2 separate regions of the Mus musculus genome follow, and region 1 is linked to region 2. A link is a loop called in an ENCODE intact Hi-C map of the cell type or tissue named here. Cell type or tissue: heart. All regions are shown on one strand. Region 1 overlaps Sptbn4 (spectrin beta, non-erythrocytic 4). Region 2 overlaps Gm30543 (a long non-coding RNA gene).

The links. A loop is a pair of places that touch in the nucleus more often than their neighbours do. Peaks named below come from ENCODE experiments on the same cell type or tissue, not always from the same donor. Only the 100,000 strongest peaks of a DNase experiment are listed, where the experiment ranks them.
Region 1: it touches region 2 in a loop (2.9-fold over the local background); 18 of 42 quality-filtered maps call a loop at or near these places.

What each region holds. Positions count from the first base shown.
Region 1 is chr7:27,400,507-27,405,506 of GRCm38, reverse strand. Sptbn4 (spectrin beta, non-erythrocytic 4) reads left to right here. Exons shown (of 36, transcript NM_032610.2): 16 at 589-1,339; 17 at 2,569-2,771. Among named protein-coding and RNA genes, the nearest start is that of Sptbn4, 44 kb to the left of the region's middle. In heart, a CTCF peak has its summit at 2,560 (motif pointing right); no DNase peak of the experiment used is centred here; H3K4me3 peaks cover 1,028 bases; H3K27ac peaks cover 219 bases; H3K27me3 peaks cover 4,930 bases.
Region 2 is chr7:27,334,131-27,339,130 of GRCm38, reverse strand. Gm30543 (a long non-coding RNA gene) reads right to left here. Exons shown (of 2, transcript XR_391221.3): 2 at 2,319-2,541. It also overlaps a transcript of Ltbp4 not described here. Among named protein-coding and RNA genes, the nearest start is that of Ltbp4, 3.0 kb to the right of the region's middle. In heart, CTCF peaks have their summits at 3,054 (motif pointing left) and 4,284; DNase peaks (open chromatin) are centred at 2,520, 3,040, 3,610, 4,420 and 1 weaker place; H3K4me3 peaks cover 3,577 bases; H3K27ac peaks cover 2,022 bases; H3K27me3 peaks cover 4,073 bases.

The DNA.
Region 1 (5,000 bases), 66 kb before region 2:
GGTGGCCTACAACCATTTGTAATGGGATCTGATGCCCTCTTCTGGTGTGTCTGAAGACAGCATCAGTGTACATAAAATAAATAAGCAATTCTTAAAAAAAAAAAAAGACACACATCATGCCCTCTTCCCCTTCCCCTCCCTCCCTCCCTTCCTCCTCCTCCTCCTCCTCCTCCTCCTCCTCCTCCTCCTCCTCCTCCTCCTCCTCCTCCTCCTCCTCCTTTGACAGGGTCTGTGTAGCCCAAGGAGTGCTAAGATCATAGGTGTGTACTACACCACACAGCCGTGATTCTCTGGACTGTGTGCCCTAGGCAGGCAGCTGTTGTCTGTTTTCCGTCCTCAGTTGCTAATAAACTCTGAAAGATAATGAGATAACAAACAGAATCCTAATATTATTATGAAGATAATTTGGTAGCGCTGGAACGATACATACATTGAAAGTTGTGCTCTAAGCACTGTCCAGAGTGAGATACTATTGATTTAGGCACAAACTGGGACTCTCCCAGGCTTCTGAGCGTCCGAAAACCTGGATTTTACCCTGGGTGTGCGGATTCTCCGCATCCGATCACCCTCTTTCCCGCCCCTGAACAGGTGGAACCGCATCGTGGAGTTGGTGGAACAGCGCAAAGAGGAGATGAGCGCGGTGCTGCTGGTGGAGAACCACGTGCTGGAGGTGGCCGAGGTGCGCGCCCAAGTGCGCGAGAAGCGACGGGCAGTGGAGAGCGCGCCCCGGGCGGGGGGAGCCCTGCAATGGCGCCTGAGTGGCCTGGAGGCGGCTCTACAGGCGCTAGAGCCGCGACAGGCGGCGCTGCTGGAGGAGGCGGCGCTGCTGGCCGAACGCTTCCCCGCACAGGCGACGCGCCTGCACCAGGGCGCCGAGGAGCTAGGAGCCGAGTGGGGCGCACTGGCCGGAGCGGCTCAGGCCTGCGGCGAGGCGGTTGCGGCGGCAGGTCGCCTGCAGCGTTTCCTGCGCGATTTGGATACTTTCCTGGACTGGCTGGTGCGGGCGCAGGAGGCAGCAGGCGCCGTCGAGGGGCCGCTGCCTCGCAGCCTGGAGGAGGCGGATGGGCTGCTGGCGCGCCACGCCGCGCTCAAGGAGGAGGTGGATCAGCGTGAGGAGGACTACGCGCGCATCGTGGCTGCCAGTGAAGCGCTGCTAGCGTCCGAGGGCGCGGAGCTGGGCCCCGGTCTGGCGCTAGACGAGTGGCTGCCGCACCTCGAGGTTGGCTGGCACAAACTGCTCGGCTTGTGGGAGGAGCGCAGGGAGGCGCTGGTCCAAGCGCACGTCTATCAACTCTTCCTGAGAGACCTGTGCCAGGCGCTTGCGGTGCTGCGCAACCAGGTGCCTGATGGCTGTCTGGGGTGCGGGGTCTGGGCTGAGAGGGATTGGGTGTGGGGGCACAGACTTGCTTTGATGTGTTTCCTGGGACCCCTAGATTCCTGCTTTGTTTGGGGGTAGGGAATTAAAGGAGTAGTGGTTTATCTGGAAAATTGAGGTCTGTGACAGAGATAAAAGGTTATGTTGAATGGTGTGGGTTCATGGGGCGGTATATTTTCTATCTATCTATCTATCTATCTATCTATCTATCTATCTATCTATCTATCTATCATCGAATCAAGACAGGGCCTTTCTATATAGTCTTGGCGGTGCTGGAACTCGCTATGTAGATTAGGCTGGACTTGCATTCACAAAGATCCTACTGCCTCTGCCTTACAAGTGCTAGGATTAAAGGCATGTGCCACCACCATTCGCGCATAGTAGCATAGACGACCAGCTTTTAATTTAAAAAATTATTTTTATTTGTTTTGCCTGTGTGTATTCATGCATAAAATGCATTTAGAGTCCTGGGAGGCCAGAAGAGGGCACCAGATCCTTTGGGATTAGAGTTACAGTTATGAGCCACCATGTGGGTGATGGGAATCGAACACAGGTCCTTTGGAAGAGCAGCGTGTGCTCTTAATACTGGAGCCATCTCTCCATCTTCCTATCTTTTAATTTAAAAAAGAATTTATTTTTATTATATTTAACGGTGTGCACCTGTGTGTACACGTGAAGATTCCCAAGAAGGCCAAGGCGATGGAGCCACTGGAGTTGGTCGTTGTGGAATGCGGAATGTGGGTGCTAGGAACCCAACTCAGATTTTTCTGGACGAGCAGTAAATACTCTTAACCAATGAGCCATTTGTCCAACCCTTGCTTTTATGGAGACAGGATCTATGGAGCCCTGGGGGTCTGGAACTCTCTGTACAGACCAGGCTGGCCTTGAACTCTCACAGATCTTCCAGTCTCCACTTCACAAAGTTCTGAGATTAATGCTCTGCTTGGGTTTAGTGGTTTATGAGAGGTGAATTTGAAGTGGCTTATTGGGATTGTGGATTATCTGGAAGGAGCTAGCAAGAGAGGATAATTCATAGATTTGGCAGAGTGGGCAGAGACCTGGGGGAATCTGGAAGGACAGACTGCTAAAAAGAGGGGCCAGCAGGAGTAAAAGACCCTGAGGTGGAACTGTGCCTGAAGCCAACCAGCGTCCTGGGGTGGAGCCAAGCTGACCTGTATCCCTTCCGTTCCCAGGAGGTGGCGCTGTCTGGCGCTGAACTCCCTTGCACAGTGGAGTCGGTAGAAGAGGCGATGAAAAGGCACCGGGATTTTCTCACCACGATGGAGCTGAACCAGCAAAAGATGCAGGTGGCGGTTCAAGCTGCAGAGAGCCTGCTGCGGCAAGGCAACGCCTACGGGGAGCAGGCGCAGGAGGCAGTGGCTCGGCTGCTAGAGAAGTAGGTCCCCGGTTCCAAAACTGTGCCCAGAAAGTGGGGTCTGGGCACCGTAGAGTGGGGAAGGGATACCCAGATCTTTCTTCCCACCCCTATTTCCAGCTTCTCTGCCTTTTCTCGTTTCAATTTAATTCCTTATTTGTTTATTTGTTTATTTAATCTATGTTTTTGGCACAGGGTCTCTTGTAGACCAAATTGGCCTGGGTTTTTTTTACATCCATGCATCCATCTCTCCATCCATCCATCCATCCATCCATCCATCCATCCATCTATCGTGTGTGTGTGTGTGTGTGTGTGTGTGTGTGTGTGTCACAGGACAACTGAACTGGAAGGCGTTAGTCTTCTCCTCCTATTACATGACTATGAGGATCAAACTGGGCGTTTCAGGTTTGGCAGCAAGTGCCTTTACTTCCTGAGTGTTGTCACCTGACCTAGCCTAGAACTTTTTTCATAGCTTGGGATGACATCGAACTCCTAATACTTCTGCCTCCTCCTCCTCATGGGACTAAAGACACACATCATGGGGGCAGGGGAGATAGCTCAGCGGTTAAGAGCACTGACTGCTCTTCCAGAGGTCCTGAGTTCAATTCCCAGCAACCACATGGTGGCTCACAACCACCCGAAATCAGACTCCCTCAACGCCCTCTTCTGGTGTGTCTGAAGACAGCAACAGTGTACTCATTTACATAAAATAAATAATTCTTTAAAAAAAAAGACACACATCATTATGCCCTCTCCCCCTTCACCTCCCTCCCTTCCTCCTCCTCCTTCTTTGACAGGGTCTGTGTAGCTTAGGCTGATGTCAGACTCAAAGCAATGCTCCAGCCTCAGCCTCTTAAACAATAGGATTATAGACATGCCCCACTGTTCCTAGCCATAATGTATTGTTCCGGGTTTGATTTAAATGGCTACTTGGTGAGCCGGCAGGAGATAGCTGGTTCACCAAAAGATACAGAGTTTGAACACTGAGAATCTCAGTCCTCTGACCTGACTAGAGGGACTGAGTCTGGGTGACAGGGGAACCACAGGGTCCTAAATCGTCCTCCCACAAATTCCACAGTGAAAGGCCACACAAAGATGTGTTTCAGATTTCTCCAGGAGGTACTCCTGCCTCTTGTCATGTTGACAAATATGTTGACTAACATCACAGTCAGGGCGAGGAAAGTTCAGGGCTCTGTGGGAGCCTACAGGAAATGTGTGTCCCAGCTTTGAGCTGAGTGACACAAAGTTGGAGGCAGGTCTAATCCCTGAACCTCTCCAGGCCCCAATATTTACTTGACAGGAGACATATTGCCACCCTTGTGGGATGAGTGGACAAAGCTATGCCATTGATATATAATTCCCCCATCCCTCTCCCTTGCTGTGAGAAAATCCTTGGCAGGAACAAGTTGAAAGGGGAAAGTTTTATTCTGGCCCATGGTGTCAGGGGGATCTGACTGTGCTGGGGCAGTGGCTGATGGAGCAGAGCAGGTCATGTCATGGCTGGTGAGGAAGCAGTGGAAAGGGAATTGCTAGGACTTTGCCAGATGCTGGAGAAGGCCAGAAGAGGATACCAGAGCCTTCTGGAACTGCTTTTCCAGAACTGGTTGTGAGCTGCCATGTAAGTGCTGGGCACTGAACCTGAACTCCCTGCAAGAGGAACTAAACCTCTTAACCAACTAACCATCTCTCCATCTCTCCTCCTCTTGCTTGGATTTTGGGCTTTGCTTTTATTTTTGTTTTGAAACGGGGTCTCATGTAGCCCAGACTGTCCTGGAATTCACTATATAGCCAAAGCTGACCTTGAGTTTCCGATGCTTCTGTCTCCACCTCCCACGTATTTGATCACAGGTGTGCACCCACATCCTCATCTGGAGTGTGCTGGAGATGGAGCCCAGCGCTTTTCGAATGCTAGGCAAGCATCTCATCACACCAGCCACATTCCATCACCAAGTCACTTTCCTTAGCTGCATTTGCATACAGGGCTCTGTGACAGAATTGCTTTGTAGGGTGTCTTGGCCAGGAAGTGGTACAGCTGGCACTGGAACCCTCTTAGCTTCGCAGCCTCACAGAAAGGAAGGCTTCCCTATATCACGCGTTTGAATCCCCCACAGTCTGGGTTGCAACGTCCCCATGGAATTGATGTGTAGGTTTACTGCTAAGGAATTTCCTGGCTCCTGGTGAGAGGCCAGGAAGTATAGCCCTGGCTGTCCTGGAGCTCACTCTGTAGACCAGGCTGGCCTCGAACTCAGA
Region 2 (5,000 bases):
GCTTTAGTCAACAAAGCTGTCTGGTATATGGTGGGCAATCCCCAAATATGGGAGGAGCAGAAATCCAAGAACAATTCCAAGCAAACTCGAGGGGGAACAAACAATAGGACTGTTGAGAGATGACGTTCTAAACCCAGAAGTGGAGCATCATGGGAAGAGTGGGTTTGGGATTCTAAATGAAAACTTATCTATCCCATTTCTCTCTGCCTGAAGCACTAGGCATTTGTGAAGCAGGGAAAATGGTGGGAACATGAGGTTTTGTTTTTGTTTGTTTGTTTGTTTGTTTGTTTGAACTAGGGTATTGCTCTGCACCCTAGATGGCTTAGAATTTGCTATTAGACCAAGCTGGCCTGGAGCTTGCCTGGCTCTGCCTCCCAAGTGCTATCTTTATGGGACTTACACTTACCATGTCAGGCTGGAACTCAAGTTTATAGGGAAGGGAAGGGGTTGGGCCCTCCGAGTTTGGAGGTTGTGGGCAAGGCTTGAAGCCTGGAGCCCACTAAAAGAGGGCGGGTGGGCTTCGTGTCTCCTGTAGCCTTTGCTGTAGGTGGCAGCAATGGTGTGAAGAGGCTGTGTGGGTGAGTCTGTGTGGCTCATCGCAGGCCAGAAAGAGGAGATTCGAGGTCTCCAGTAACAAAAGCTTAGTATTCTAGGTTTGTAAGGGTTGTGTGTGTGTGTGTGGGGGGGGGAGACTTTTAGGAGTCAGGCAGGGAAATGGTTCTGGTGTCTTCTAGGGACCAAGGCAGAGAAGGGTGTGGGAGGGGCAGAGCTGGGGAGTCCTCTGGGAGCTGTCTGGAAAAGGGCGTAGCCTGGATTCACAGAAGGGTAGAACTGGGGAAAGACAAGTTCTTGCAGATGGTGTGGCTAAAACAATGGACAGGACCATCTTCCTGGAAGAGTTGATGTGGGCCATAGAGATGGCCCCTGGGTCAGGGGTAAGATCCAATACTAAATTCTTGTTACTTCGAGATTTGGTGTGGCTGAGGAAGAAGGGTCTCGTTAAGTAGCCCAGGCTGGCCTGGAACTCACCCTGGGAAGTGACACCACGTTTGATTCATCAGCAGAGTCTGGTCTCTCCCCTGGGAAGTGGGTACCGGGGAATCTATCAGTTCCACTAGACAGACAGCTACGTTCAGAGACACCAGCACTGAGCGAAGGGGGAGGCCTGCTAAAGCAATTCCAGCTGAGAGGACCTGAGGCCCCTGAACACTCATCTCGGTGGTAACCACTTGTGTCACTTGGGACCTCTGCTCAAGAGAGACTGGGGCAATCAGTTCTTAACTCCTGAAATCCTCCCACCTCCAGGAGAACTCACCGCCCAGGCAACCCCGCCCGGCACCTGTCCATCTAGCCCCTCCCATGTCGCTTACCGATTGGCCTCACTCGGAGCGCTGACAGTGCAGGGCTCTGATTGGCGGGAAGTTTCACAGCCCCAGGCTTGCACGGTGGAGAAAGTGAGTCGGCCTCTGGCTGAGGCGGGGGTAGGGGGCGGGACCGGGGCCAGGCCGATCCGGACCCACTGGACACACTGCCCTCTTGGAGCCGGACTCTGCACCCGACACGATGCGCCGGCCTGGCCTCGGCGGCCCCTGCCCCCTCTTGCTGCTGCTGCTGCTCCCAGCCGCCACATCTGCTAGCGGCTCCAGTCCCAGCCCCAGCCCCAGCCCCATCGAGAAAGCGGTGGTCCCGAGCCACCAGGCCGGGTAAGCCCACTGCAGCGTCTTCTTCCTCGTGCTGTACCCAGTAAGTCTTGTGGTCTCGGAGGAGCAAGACCTTCAGATTTAGGAGGCTACAAAGCAACTGCTTTTGGTAGAAGGATGCTAAGGCCAAAGCCCTTGGATCTGCTGGGAGCCCCTACTTTGCAGTCGTTAGAATTCGAGATGCGCTGAGAAATTGAAGCGGAGGTCCCTCCAGAGGGGTAGGATGGGTAAGGCTCCAGCCAACTCCCGAGTTTATTGGGGAAAGAACCCCAGTTGATACCGGGTAAGACTTCGAGTTTTCTTAGAATAATAGCGATGGGTGGGGCCCTTGAACTAGCCTTCAGCTCCCCAAGTTTCCTGAGTGTTTTTTTTTTTTTAAAGGTGCTGGAAGGTCGTGGTGAGATCTTAAAGAAAAGTTGCCGTGTTCTGGGTTTCTAGGGGGGCTGGATTAATTGGAAAAGACTTCTAGGTTCTTCTAATAGATTAGGAAGACGCATATAGGCTCCTGGCAAGGGGACTGGAGGAAACCTGTGTAGGGGATCCTTGGATTTTCTGACGCTTCTAGTTTTCTGAGATCAGAGCTCCTCCGGATTGAATGAATTACTAATGACTTGGTGGTAAGGTCCAGGGTAGTTTATAAATTTCAGTGTTTATAGGACACCATCGCGTCTGCGGGTGACAGGATCGGAGGAGATGGTCTGCTTAGCATCCCAGTCCTGCTCCTGGCAGCTCTGCGCACCGTTACAAAGGCCGTGGGCTCCGCTCCCGCTCCCGCCTGGGTCTCTGGGAATGCGTTTAGTAACCCGAGCCGCGCCGGGGGCGGGACTGGGAAGGGGTTAACCTGGAGGAAAAGCGGGAGGGATGACGACAGGATTCGAGGGTCTCAGAGGCTCCCCCAGGGCAGCCTGCGCTCCCTCTAAGCCTCACTCATCTAGAATGGATCCGGGCATTGGATTCCCTTTCTCAGTATCTTCCAAAGTTTTTCTCTCTGGGTCTGAACGCGCACCATCATCCCTCACCCCCCCCTCTAACTTGGGGATAATGGACTTGTCTGGGGGGCCCCTGGGTGACGACGCTCTGGCAGTACCGCTGAAGGGTCGCGGCTGAGACCCAGTGGCACTGAGACATATCCGGAAAAGACCCTTTCCTCTCGGACATTGAAGTTCAAGGACCAGGAGACGCTGGTCCCAGGACGTACATCCTAGAAAGGCGGGAACTGGATAAAATTCAGGCCTCGGGATTCCCAATTCTGGACTTCGGTATCCCTACCACCTCAGCACTGTGCTGGACCCGTAGTCTAAGGCGACACCGCAGTGCACAGCCGCCGAGGTCTGTGCATGTAGCGCCACCTACTGTTCGATGTTAGGATGGCGTCTGAGCCTCCACTCTCCTCGAATTAGTGGGCGGAGTTCTAGATCCCAGACAGTCCAGGCTTGTAGATTCGCTTAGAACTCTCCTTTGAAAGTCTCTTGAAATAATTTTAAGCCTGGCGTGATGGCTTATGTATGTAACTTTAGCTTTAGTGGAGAATGAAGCAGGAGGATTGTCGTGAGTTTGAGGGCTACCTGGGCTACACAGTACATTCTAGACCTTGTCTCAAAATAATGATAGTAATGAGTGCTTGGAATTCCCTTGAATCTTGTCTTGGTTTCTCCTCTGTCCTCCACCCCTGCTCTCCTTTGTTCTGAGGCCTGAACAGTCCCACTCTCCTATTTACAGTGTTGCTGCCTGTCACTGCTGCCTAGACCAGACACCTAAGAGTAGCCGCTGCACCCGAGGTGGGTTCTTCCAGGTGGGGTATGGGTATGGGTCCCCAGCGTCATCCAAAATGAAGAGATGGACGATGGCAGAGGCTTGGCCCTGCTTTTCTACTGAATCCCTGATTGTCTCTAAAGCTTCCTGCAGGGTCCGGAACTGCCCACCTGCCAAGTGCACAGGTCTAGAGGGGTGCCTGACCCCAACACCTTCGGTGCCCAGCCCCAGCCGCAGTCCCGTGGAGAAGAGTCAGGTATCCCTCAACTGGCAGCCACTGACGTAAGCATATAATTCCTCCCCTTCCAACACACACACACACACACACACACACACACACACACACACACGCACGCACGCACACGCACACTGGCCTTTCACTATTAACTCATTGTCTGTGTTTCTGTTTATTCTTCCTTGCCTGGCTGAATCATTGGGTCTTTGCTTCTTGATCTGTTTCTGTCTCTACGCCCCACCCACTTTTCCCTTCCCATCCATCTCATATCGCTTCTCTTTCCATACCCTTTTTTTTTTTTTCTTCTTCCATAGTCCTTTCTCTGAAAGTATTTCTCTAAAGATATCCCAAGCCTTGCTCCCAATAAAAGGGCTGGGGGCAATGTTGGGCAAACCCACTCCTGGAAGTGCTCCTGGCTTAGGAGGGTTCCCCCCCCCCTTGAGGTGAGGAGGCCAATTTAATAGTAGTGACAGCCTCTTCCACCCTCTTCCACCTAGTTTGCAGGAGGCCCGAGCTCTGCTGAGGCAAAGGCGGCCCCGAGGGCCGTGGGCCCGGGCATTGCTGAAAAGAAGGCCCCCACATCGCGCCCCTGCCGGCCAGGCCCGGGGTAAGAACATCCGCCCTTCCTCCGTGTAGGGGGTGGAGGGGGGTGGTTCCGGGCCAGATAAAGCCGTCTGGTTCCCACGGTGCTGCCGCCGCCTACCAGTCCCCTATTGTAGCTTGGTCCACCCCACTCCCCAGGATGCGGCCACCTCTAGGGACCCCTGCGTCCGGCAGTATGAGGTGAGCCAGGGACAGAACTAGACGCAGGCCAAAGGCGCTGACCCATCAGGGTGGGGCCGGGAAGCCAGGCGTCCGGGCTCCCGTGGCTGAAGAGGGGGGCAACTCGCCCAGCAGAGAGCGAGGCTGAACCAGTCCAGACAACAAAAGCGATTGTGCGGGTTGGCGCCTGCCCCGGCACAAAATGCCCAAGATTGCGGGACGGCTGGGGGCCAAAGACCTTTCCCTCTTACATGCCAGACCGTCCCTTGACCCTACTTTTACTACAGCCCGGTACCCCAGATTAGAGCACTCTATAGACTCAACTACCCTCAGAAGCCCTCTCCTGCTGTGTGGCCTTCAGCCCAGATGCATCCCCCTCCTTCCTAAGGTTTTCCAGATGTGTGCCCCAGGCCAGATGTGAGGACCCCCGCCCACAGCTTTATTCATTCTGACCTCTCCCACCAGGTGTAGAGAGTCTTGGTGTGCTGTGGCGTCTTCAGGTGTAAGCGCCTTAGTCTCCTCTCCAGAATTCAGCTCCTCTAATTCCTTTA